3 separate regions of the Homo sapiens genome follow, and regions 2 and 3 are each linked to region 1. Evidence: chromatin contacts called from ENCODE Hi-C or POLR2A ChIA-PET data. All regions are on one chromosome and are shown on one strand. The core of a region is the stretch at or near the end of the contact, and the rest is flanking DNA. Distances in the headings are between cores, read along the strand shown. Region 1 holds the start of ADRA2B (adrenoceptor alpha 2B). Region 2 holds the start of SEMA4C (semaphorin 4C). Region 3 holds the start of LMAN2L (lectin, mannose binding 2 like).

Region 1 (2,938 bases), core at 379-2,878:
GAAGGAGGCTGATTGCCCTGTCCGAACCCAGCCCTGGCAGCATCCACCCCATGGGCTGTGGGCACTTGCACCTCACCAGAAGCTGGGGAGTCTGGCAGAATGACAGGGATGGGGGGATCAAGGAGGCACCTACTCCCAACACACCCCCGTGGCTGGGGGTGCTGGTCTGGGTACCTGAGACGGGGCACCTCCCACCTGAGCCTGGGGAGGCGCTAGACATTGTCCGTGGGCACTGAGAGGCCACGTGCTCTGCTCCCATGGAGGGAGCAGGGAGGAGAGGAGGTCCAGCAGGTTGGACGGGGCCTGGGGGAGCCCCACTGTCAGAGGTGGATTGGTGCTTATTTATACAGAGGATGCCTTGCAGAGTCGTGGGCTGTGAATAAGAGGCCTGGCTCGAGGCGGGGCTTATGACATTAGGGGCTCCAGAACCGGGGAAACATGCCCTCAGGGCTGCCCAGGCTGGTGCTGGTGGCGGTGTGGCAGGGAGAGTGAGTTGGGGCCCTGAGGGAGAACAGTTGCTCATAGCGCTTTGAAGGCGAGTGGGGGGCCTTAGTCTGAAGTTTCTTTTTACCCCAACCCTCTTTCCACTGTCACCCCCAGAAGGGCTTCAGTGTGTATGTGGGGCAGGACCGCAGCAGGGAGGGAGGGTCAACCCCTTCCCCCGGGGTCACTACAGAAGCGGAGGGACGCTCCTCTCTTCACGGCTGCCCCTGAGACCTGCTTTTTCTCGGAGCTGTGTGACAAAGTCCCCACCCTTTACTCCCCCACGGCAAGGAAGGGACCTCCCCTTCGCATTAGTCAAGGGGCGGCAGCTCGCCCTGTGCCCCGTACAAACCCTTGGCTGAATCGCAGTTGATGCTGTGATTCGAGTCCAAGCCAGTTTCCCTGTTACCTCCTTTGCCCTTAATGGAGGAAACTGAGGCAGCTGCGGAGACACAAGAAGCCGAAGTCCTAAGACCCAGGCTGCGAGCGCTGGCTCCGGGACCCGGGCTGCCGCTGACGGGCTGGGCCCGCGGGCGGCAGCAGGGGGCGCTCGCAGGCCGGGACGCGCCCTCCTCGCGCGGCGCTGGCCCGACGGAGCTGGTCCGCGAGGGGCAGCGCCTGGGAAAGGGTCGGGACCGGCTCCCCGCTCCCCGCTCCCCCACCTCTCCGCAGGGCGTCTCCACGGCCGAGCCGGGCGGGGTTGTGGTGTATTGCGACCCGGCGCCCCAGCCCCACGCCCGCCCTGCCCTCCCTGCGGGCTCCCGAGCGGCGGAAGGCAGAGCAGGGCGCACCGGCGCCGGGCCCAGCCCGGTTCCCCCGGGAGAAGTGTCCCGTCCCGGTGCCGGCCCGCGCGCTAGCTCCGCGTCCCGGCTCCCGGCACCCACCGACCCCTCCACAGCTGCGCGCGTCCTGCCTGGGGGCCGGAGACCCCGGCCGCCGGGCCCCTCCGCTCTCCCGAGGCGCGGCCGCCGGGAGGAAGGCAGGTAGAGGCGCTGGGCGGGGTCCGGGCGCGGGAAGTCCCGGGCTCACGCCTCCCGCGAAGCGCACCTTCAGCCCACCTCGGTCCGCCCACCGCCCCGCCTCCCGCCCGCTCCCGCGCCCGCCTCCAGTCTCCGCCTTCCTCCAGCCGCTCTCCCCGCTCCCCACTCCCCTGCAGGCGCGGCTGGGGCGAAAGCCTGCGAGCTGAGCGGGCGCAAGGTCCTCCGCGCCTCCTTTAAGAACCGGCCCAGCCCGGCCCGCGCCCCCAGAGCGTACGGCATCCGCGTGGCGGGAGGGCGCGACTTTCTCCGGTCCCGGGCGGGACGGGGACGGCGGCGGGACAACTTGGGAAACTTCTCTGGGGCGGACGGCAGGGACCCCGGGCACCGGTGGAGGAGGATGTAGGAGGGCGGCTGCTGGTCCTGGGTGTTCCCGACCTCCTAGGCCCCGCTCGTCCAGGCCATGGGGCTCCAGCGCCCTCGGCGCCGCCCGAGGGGCGACGCTCTTGTCTAGCCGAGCCGGGCAGCGCTGTCGTCCACGGTGCGCACTGGGCGGGCAGCGCTCCCTCTGCCCACCTCCCGCCCCGTCATGGACCACCAGGACCCCTACTCCGTGCAGGCCACAGCGGCCATAGCGGCGGCCATCACCTTCCTCATTCTCTTTACCATCTTCGGCAACGCTCTGGTCATCCTGGCTGTGTTGACCAGCCGCTCGCTGCGCGCCCCTCAGAACCTGTTCCTGGTGTCGCTGGCCGCCGCCGACATCCTGGTGGCCACGCTCATCATCCCTTTCTCGCTGGCCAACGAGCTGCTGGGCTACTGGTACTTCCGGCGCACGTGGTGCGAGGTGTACCTGGCGCTCGACGTGCTCTTCTGCACCTCGTCCATCGTGCACCTGTGCGCCATCAGCCTGGACCGCTACTGGGCCGTGAGCCGCGCGCTGGAGTACAACTCCAAGCGCACCCCGCGCCGCATCAAGTGCATCATCCTCACTGTGTGGCTCATCGCCGCCGTCATCTCGCTGCCGCCCCTCATCTACAAGGGCGACCAGGGCCCCCAGCCGCGCGGGCGCCCCCAGTGCAAGCTCAACCAGGAGGCCTGGTACATCCTGGCCTCCAGCATCGGATCTTTCTTTGCTCCTTGCCTCATCATGATCCTTGTCTACCTGCGCATCTACCTGATCGCCAAACGCAGCAACCGCAGAGGTCCCAGGGCCAAGGGGGGGCCTGGGCAGGGTGAGTCCAAGCAGCCCCGACCCGACCATGGTGGGGCTTTGGCCTCAGCCAAACTGCCAGCCCTGGCCTCTGTGGCTTCTGCCAGAGAGGTCAACGGACACTCGAAGTCCACTGGGGAGAAGGAGGAGGGGGAGACCCCTGAAGATACTGGGACCCGGGCCTTGCCACCCAGTTGGGCTGCCCTTCCCAACTCAGGCCAGGGCCAGAAGGAGGGTGTTTGTGGGGCATCTCCAGAGGATGAAG
Region 2 (2,938 bases), core at 133-2,632, 750 kb before region 1:
TGCATCTCAGTTTACCCTCCGCTTGAATAGATACGGGGAATAAACTAAACACGAGGGTGACACACCTTCTCCCACCTTGTCAGCTGAAGCAGGAGGCCTTCCCTGCCCACCCCATGGTCATTATCTCCAGCATCTCCAAGGCCACAGCTTTTTTTCTTTTTCCTAGTGGAAAAGAGCTGGGAAACGTGGCTTTGGCCAGCAAGGGAGAAGGGGCCATTATGTGTACCAGCAAAGACCCGATTGTTACTGAAACCAAACTGGGCTGCTTTTCTCAATTATCTCCACCACTTTTCTGGTCTCCACTTTTCAGATGCCAAGTTTTAACCCAGAACAAAAGCTGCTGTCGGACTGATTTATAATCCAGATCTGCTGACGCAGCCTGAAGTGTTCCTCCCCTCCAGGACTGCACCCTGGCTTAAAGTTACCTCCAAACCTCAGGACGTCAAGCCCCTTCACCTCTGCCTTTTGCCCCTAGCCAGGAGGTAGCATCTGTCTCCAGGTGCCCGTGGGGTGTCCTCCATGAGGACCACCTCTTCTAACCACCTGCCCAGCTCAGAGGACCAGCTGGCAGGAAAGACGCTGCACCGCCCATGAGGCCAGAGCTACAAGTTGCTTCTAGGAGTGGCTGTGGGCGGAGGCTGGTGGTTCTGAAGGTGGCGGTGGTTCTGCAGCGTGGCTCCCCACAGCCCCTTTCATCTGAACAGTAGGGCTCATGCCACTTGTTAATCAGCCTTCCAGTGGCACGAGGAGTCATTTTCTGGGGATAGGCGCTTTGCCCAAAGCGTGAGAAGCAGGAGCAGGCCCTTTCTGTTGATTGAAGGGTCTTCCTGGCTGGTGAAGCCCTTTCCAGACTTGAGGGCAGGGACCAGTGGTCCTCGGGGCCTAGAAAGAGGCAGAATTGGGGGCCAAACGGCAGACCCCTCTGGTCCGCCCCAAAAGACGCCTCGGTTCCCCCAGCGTGCCTCCCCTGGATACTCGCCTCGACGTGGCTCGCCCGCGGTCGTTCCTGCAACTGCACGGTCGGGAGTCCCTCTCCCCAGCCCAGCCCGCCCGGAGTCTTCGGGGGACACTTCAGAAAGATCGGGTGAGTGTGATTCCCCCGTGGCCATACCCGGAGTCCCTCCCCCGCCCCACCTCCCTCCAGGCGCTGTGGCGCAGCCCGCGACTCCGAGCCCCGGGGCTGCTGGACACCCGGAGGGGTTGAGGTCCGGGCACCCAGAGAGGCGGAGGTCCGAGCCCCCGGGCGGAGAGCGGGCGGGTCCACAGGTCGCTGCGGGTCGCAGCCCCCTCCTGAGCGAGCCTTCGCGGCCCGCCCCCGGCCTCCGCTCGACCCCCCCAGCCTGACGTCAAGGGGAAGGGGGCGGAGAGCCGCGGCCGCGCTGGAGAAAGAGCCGGCGCCCGCCGTGGTGGCGCGGGGAGCCCGAGCCTAGGGGCGCGGAGCCGGGCGGGGACGGAGGGGCGGTGGCAGAGAGGCCGCGGAGGGCTGGCGGGCGAGCGCGGGCAGGCGGCGACGCGGGGGCAGGGGTGGACGGCGGTCAGAGCCGAACGCGAGGGCGGCGCCCGGGGACTGGAGCTGCGCGCAATAGGTGAGCGAGGCCGGGCTTGCGTGAGGCTGGAGCCGCGGGGCCCCGGAGCCGCCGCTTTGTCCCTTTGCTTGGGCAGGGGCTGCCGGACGCGGGAGGGACAGGGGCTGGGGCGCGGGGAGCCGCGGCGGCGGAGACGGCTGTACGCGGGGATCCTTCCTGCGACCCCCGCGGCTGCTTCGCAGGGTCTCGGGAGTGGGGCGCACAGCACCTGCAGCCCCGCAGCCCCGGGGCCGGAGGGGCGCGCCAGCGAGGGTTCCTCGCGCGGTCCGGTCCGCGGCCGGGATCCTCGCCAGGCTCCTGGACTGCCCTCGGCGCTCCCACCCCCGATGGAAAGTTTGGGGCGGGCTTGGAGGGAGGCCGATGTTGTGGGATCGGATTTCCCTGCCGCGGCCCCCCGCCCGCCCGCCCATTCCGCTGGGGAGGCGGGTTGTCCCGGAAAGCCAGGCCCCCGGGCCGAGCCGGGCCGCGCCGTCCCCGGCTGGAGCGCTCGCCCTGCAGGGAGGGCCGCGGTCCACGGCTGGCCGCTCGGGGTGGGCGAGGGTGTGGGGTGCCCCGCCTGGATCCCGCACCCCTCCCCCCAACCCCTCCTCCCGGCTGCCCGTTTCCTCGCCCTGGGGGGAGCTGCGGGTGGGAGCACCGCTGCCGGGCGGATCCTCGGAGCACGCCACGGGGTGCGGCCCGATCCTCGGGTAAGGAGCCGAGATGAGGCCGCGGGCGTTTTGGGGGGCTGGTCTGGGGCGCAGCCCCCGCTCTCCCGCGCCGGGGCTCTGGGCCGACAGGGGGCGTCCGCAGGCCGGGCTCGCCACGCTCCCCGCGCCGCCGCTTTGTTTGCGTTCAAATCCCTGGAGCTGGGGGAGGGGAGAACCCGGGGGGACCCGGGACGGGGTCTTGGCGGGGACCCTTTGTTTGGGGGTGAGCAGGTCCCCAGCTTCTGCGTCTCCGCCCCTGGCACGGGAAGGCTGGAGCAGGGGAAGCCAATCCCGCTGGCCCGCCCAGGCCAGGGTCCCTGGGGCGCAGTCCCCGAGTTGGGAAGGTTCGTCAGAGTCGCGGGAGCGCAGCGGGTGCCGGCCGTGCGCGGCGCGTTGCCAGCGGCCCGGGAGGAACCCCCTCGCGTCCCCGCCCCTACCTCCCCCCGTCGCCTGCGCGCGCCGCCGGAGTCCCCGACTCGACCCGAGCTCGGTCCCCCCACCGCCCCTCCGCCAGAGGGCTGGTGTTTCGGAGGAGGCAGTGCGAGGAACAGGATGAGGCCCTGGTCATTTCCACGCCCATCCCACCCACTTCCTGCCTCCCTCTTGGGCAACAAAGGGGCCTCGGGAAGCTGGGCCCCTTCGCTCCCGGCCCTTCTCACACTC
Region 3 (2,938 bases), core at 312-2,811, 620 kb before region 1:
CCTCTAATCCCAGCACTTTGGGAGGCTGAGGAGAGAGGATCACTGAAGTCTAGAAGTATGAGACAAATCTGGGCAACTTAGTGAGACCTCCCCCACAACCCCATAGCTACAAAAAATAAAAATTAGCAAGGTGAGGTGGCACACACCTGTAGTCCCAGCTACTTGAGAGGCTGAAGTGGGAAGATCCCTTGAGTCCAGGAGGTTGAGGCTGTGGTCATGCCACTGCACTCCAGCCTGGGTGACAGAGAGAGACCCTGTCTCAAAAACAAAAACAAAAACAAAAACAAAAAAAAAAAGAAAAGAAAAAAGAAAGAAATAGTGCTTACTACACGCAAGGCACTGTTCTAAGAGGTTTACCAATATTGACTCATTTAACCCTGACACTTACCATGGTTAGATAGTTTGGATCACTTTAGTGGCTACGTGGAGACCAGTCTGGACACATGTTGTGGTGCCGGATAAAGACGAAGGGATGTGCCTGTAGTCCCAGTAACTCAGGAGGCTAAGGTGGCAGGATCACTTCAGCCAGGGAGGGAGAGGCTGGAGCTGAGATTGTGCCACTGCACTCCAGCCTGGGCAACAGAGCAAGACCTTGTCTCTCTTTTTTTTTTTTTTTTTGAGATGGAGTTTTGCTCTATGTGGCCCAGGCTGGAGTGCAATGGCTTGGTCTCGGCTCACTGCAACCTCTGCCTCCCAGGTTCAAGCGATTCTCCTGCCTCAGCCTCCCAGTAGCTGGGATTACAGGCACGTGCCACCACGCCTGGCTAATTTTTTTTTTTATTTTTAATAGAGACGGGGTTTCTCCACCTTGGTCAGGCTGGTCTCGAACTCCCAACCTCAGGTGATCCGCCTGCCTCGGCCTCCCAAAGTGCTGGGATTACAGGCGTGAGCCACCGCGCCTGGCCAAGACCTCGTCTCAAACCAAAAAGAAAAAAAAGAGGAAGGGAGGAAAGGAGGTGATGGCTTTTAGAATTAATTAATTTGTGTGCTTTCAGTTCTTTTATATCTGTAGGTTGCTTGATGGCCCAGACTATCACGGCAAAGGAGTCATTTGCATTTGAAGAGAATGTGTCTTCCGCAGTTGTTAGGTGGAGTTTCTATAAATATCATCAGGTCAAGTTAGTTGGTAGTGCTGTTCAAGTCTTTTATAAATTGATAGTTTTCCAGCTATTTTACGGATTTGTCTATTTCTCCTTTCACTGCTATATCTTCCAAATTGATTCAGAGAGCTGCAGTCAGGAGCGTACTATTGCAGAGAGGATAGAATGTTTGGGACCAGAAGAAACGTTTTATCTCTTTAAATTTACTCTCGTACGCAGAAAACAAAATACAAATAAACTACGTATCCCAGCAAGCCTAGTGGAACTCAGGGCAAATGCAAATAAGGGGGGGGGCTGGGCATTCGGCTACGCCCCTTTTCTGGGTTGGCAAGGCAACTGATACAGAAGCCAGCCAATCGGTGATATAGTCACCTGCAGGGGCGGGGGCTTGACGAAAGCCAATAGGACGCAGGGCAGATGGCTCTTCGGGCCAATGGGTTGGGCGACGGGGCGGGCTTTTGATGAAGGGTCGTTGGTGGGAAAGATGGCGGCGACTCTGGGACCCCTTGGGTCGTGGCAGCAGTGGCGGCGATGTTTGTCGGCTCGGGATGGGTCCAGGATGTTACTCCTTCTTCTTTTGTTGGGGTCTGGGCAGGGGCCACAGCAAGTCGGGGCGGGTCAAACGTTCGAGTACTTGAAACGGGAGCACTCGCTGTCGAAGCCCTACCAGGGTGAGGCGCCCAGGGTGAGGTGGTCGTGCAGTGGGGCGGGCTTCGGGACTTGATTTCAGGGGTAGAGGCGGGGGCGGCGAAGGGCTTCGTGGCCCGGAGGAAACTGCTGGCGGTGGTGGGGCCCACGGAGACTCCCTCCGCGTTTGGGAGCCACAGGTCTGAAAGGCAGGAGTTAGGTGTGCCTGCCAAGCTCTGGAAGTTTCCAGTAGGTAAAGGCAGGGCTGTCGGGTGCCACTAGTACTAGGCCTGGAGTTAGACAGGAGGAGTTTGGGAAGGGGAGAGAATTGAGAATGGTGAGGAGTGATTGAGGGCTACTAGCAATGAGCCAGTCTCCAGATGGACCTGTGGATGTGCTAGAAATAAAGCAGGAGGAAGAACTGGGGTAGAACTTGAACGAAATGAGAAGATGATAAATTTATGTTGCTGGGTAGAACCACCTTCTCTTCTCCAGCCTAGGGGCCCTGTTGGTGAAAGAGGTTAGGGTTCACAGAACTCTAAGCACAGCTTATCAGCCAGAAAATTAATGCAGTTAGCCACAAAACGATGACAAACCAGTGCAGATGGCTTAACTAACACAAGTCTTTCCCCACTAAGGCGTAGGTAGTGGGACAGAAAACAATTCAAAGTGCAAGAGTATACTCTACTACTAAGGGTAATCATTTATTCACTTACATGCCTGGAGTGCCTCTGTGCTGTCTCTTTGCTAATGCTTATGGGTTTGCAGACACAAAGTTTTCATTCTTAAAGAAGTTTATAGGTGAGGGTACAGGGAGTAGCTTCACACTTTAAGGATTGTTTAAAGAAAGAATGTGACGGCTGGGGCGGTGGCTCACGCCTGTAATCTCCGCACTTTGGGAGGCCGAGGTGGGCGGATCACGAGGTCAGGAGATTGAGACCATCCTAGCTAACACGGTGAAACCCCATCTCTGCTGAAAATACAAAAAAATTAGCCAGGTGTGGTGGCGGGCGCCTGTAGTCCCAGCTACTCAGGAGGCTGAGGCAGGAGAATGGCGTGAACCCGGGAGGCAGAGCTTACAGTGAGCCGAGGTCATGCCACTGCACTTCAGCCTGGGCAACAGAGCGAGACTCCATCTCAAAGAAAAAAAAAAAAGGAAGAATGTGACTAAGCCCCGGAGGCCTGAGGGTCAAACTCTTTTTATTTATATT

Evidence for each region. A loop is a pair of places that touch in the nucleus more often than their neighbours do. ChIA-PET counts read pairs that join two places held with the same protein, here RNA polymerase II (POLR2A). Pooled maps may share reads with other maps.
Region 2: a loop to region 1 is called in a pooled map, with 5 times the contacts of the local background. The contact joins the promoter of SEMA4C here to the promoter of ADRA2B in region 1. A Hi-C loop is called at or near these places in 1 of 50 pooled maps. POLR2A ChIA-PET finds 5 or more read pairs at or near these places in 3 of 52 experiments (AG04449, GM12878 and HEK293).
Region 3: a loop to region 1 is called in a pooled map, with 8 times the contacts of the local background. The contact joins the promoter of LMAN2L here to the promoter of ADRA2B in region 1. A Hi-C loop is called at or near these places in 5 of 50 pooled maps.

What each region holds. Positions count from the first base shown.
Region 1 is chr2:96,115,261-96,118,198 of GRCh38, reverse strand. ADRA2B (adrenoceptor alpha 2B) reads left to right here and starts at 1,628. Exons shown (of 1, transcript NM_000682.7): 1 at 1,628-2,938. The coding sequence starts at 2,050. RefSeq lists silencers at 799-868, 909-1,368, 1,379-1,538, 1,639-1,728.
Region 2 is chr2:96,868,524-96,871,461 of GRCh38, reverse strand. It overlaps SEMA4C (semaphorin 4C), which reads left to right and starts at 1,382. Exons shown (of 15, transcript NM_017789.5): 1 at 1,382-1,586. LOC124908044 (collagen alpha-1(I) chain-like) reads right to left here. Exons shown (of 3, transcript XM_047446878.1): 2 at 2,713-2,877; 3 at 339-2,434. The coding sequence ends at 1,427. RefSeq lists silencers at 1,060-1,349, 1,390-1,489, 1,520-1,589, 1,610-1,709, 2,030-2,189 and 1 more.
Region 3 is chr2:96,738,687-96,741,624 of GRCh38, reverse strand. It overlaps LMAN2L (lectin, mannose binding 2 like), which reads left to right and starts at 1,561. Exons shown (of 8, transcript NM_030805.4): 1 at 1,561-1,771. The coding sequence starts at 1,585. RefSeq lists enhancers at 1,308-2,245, 2,246-2,938.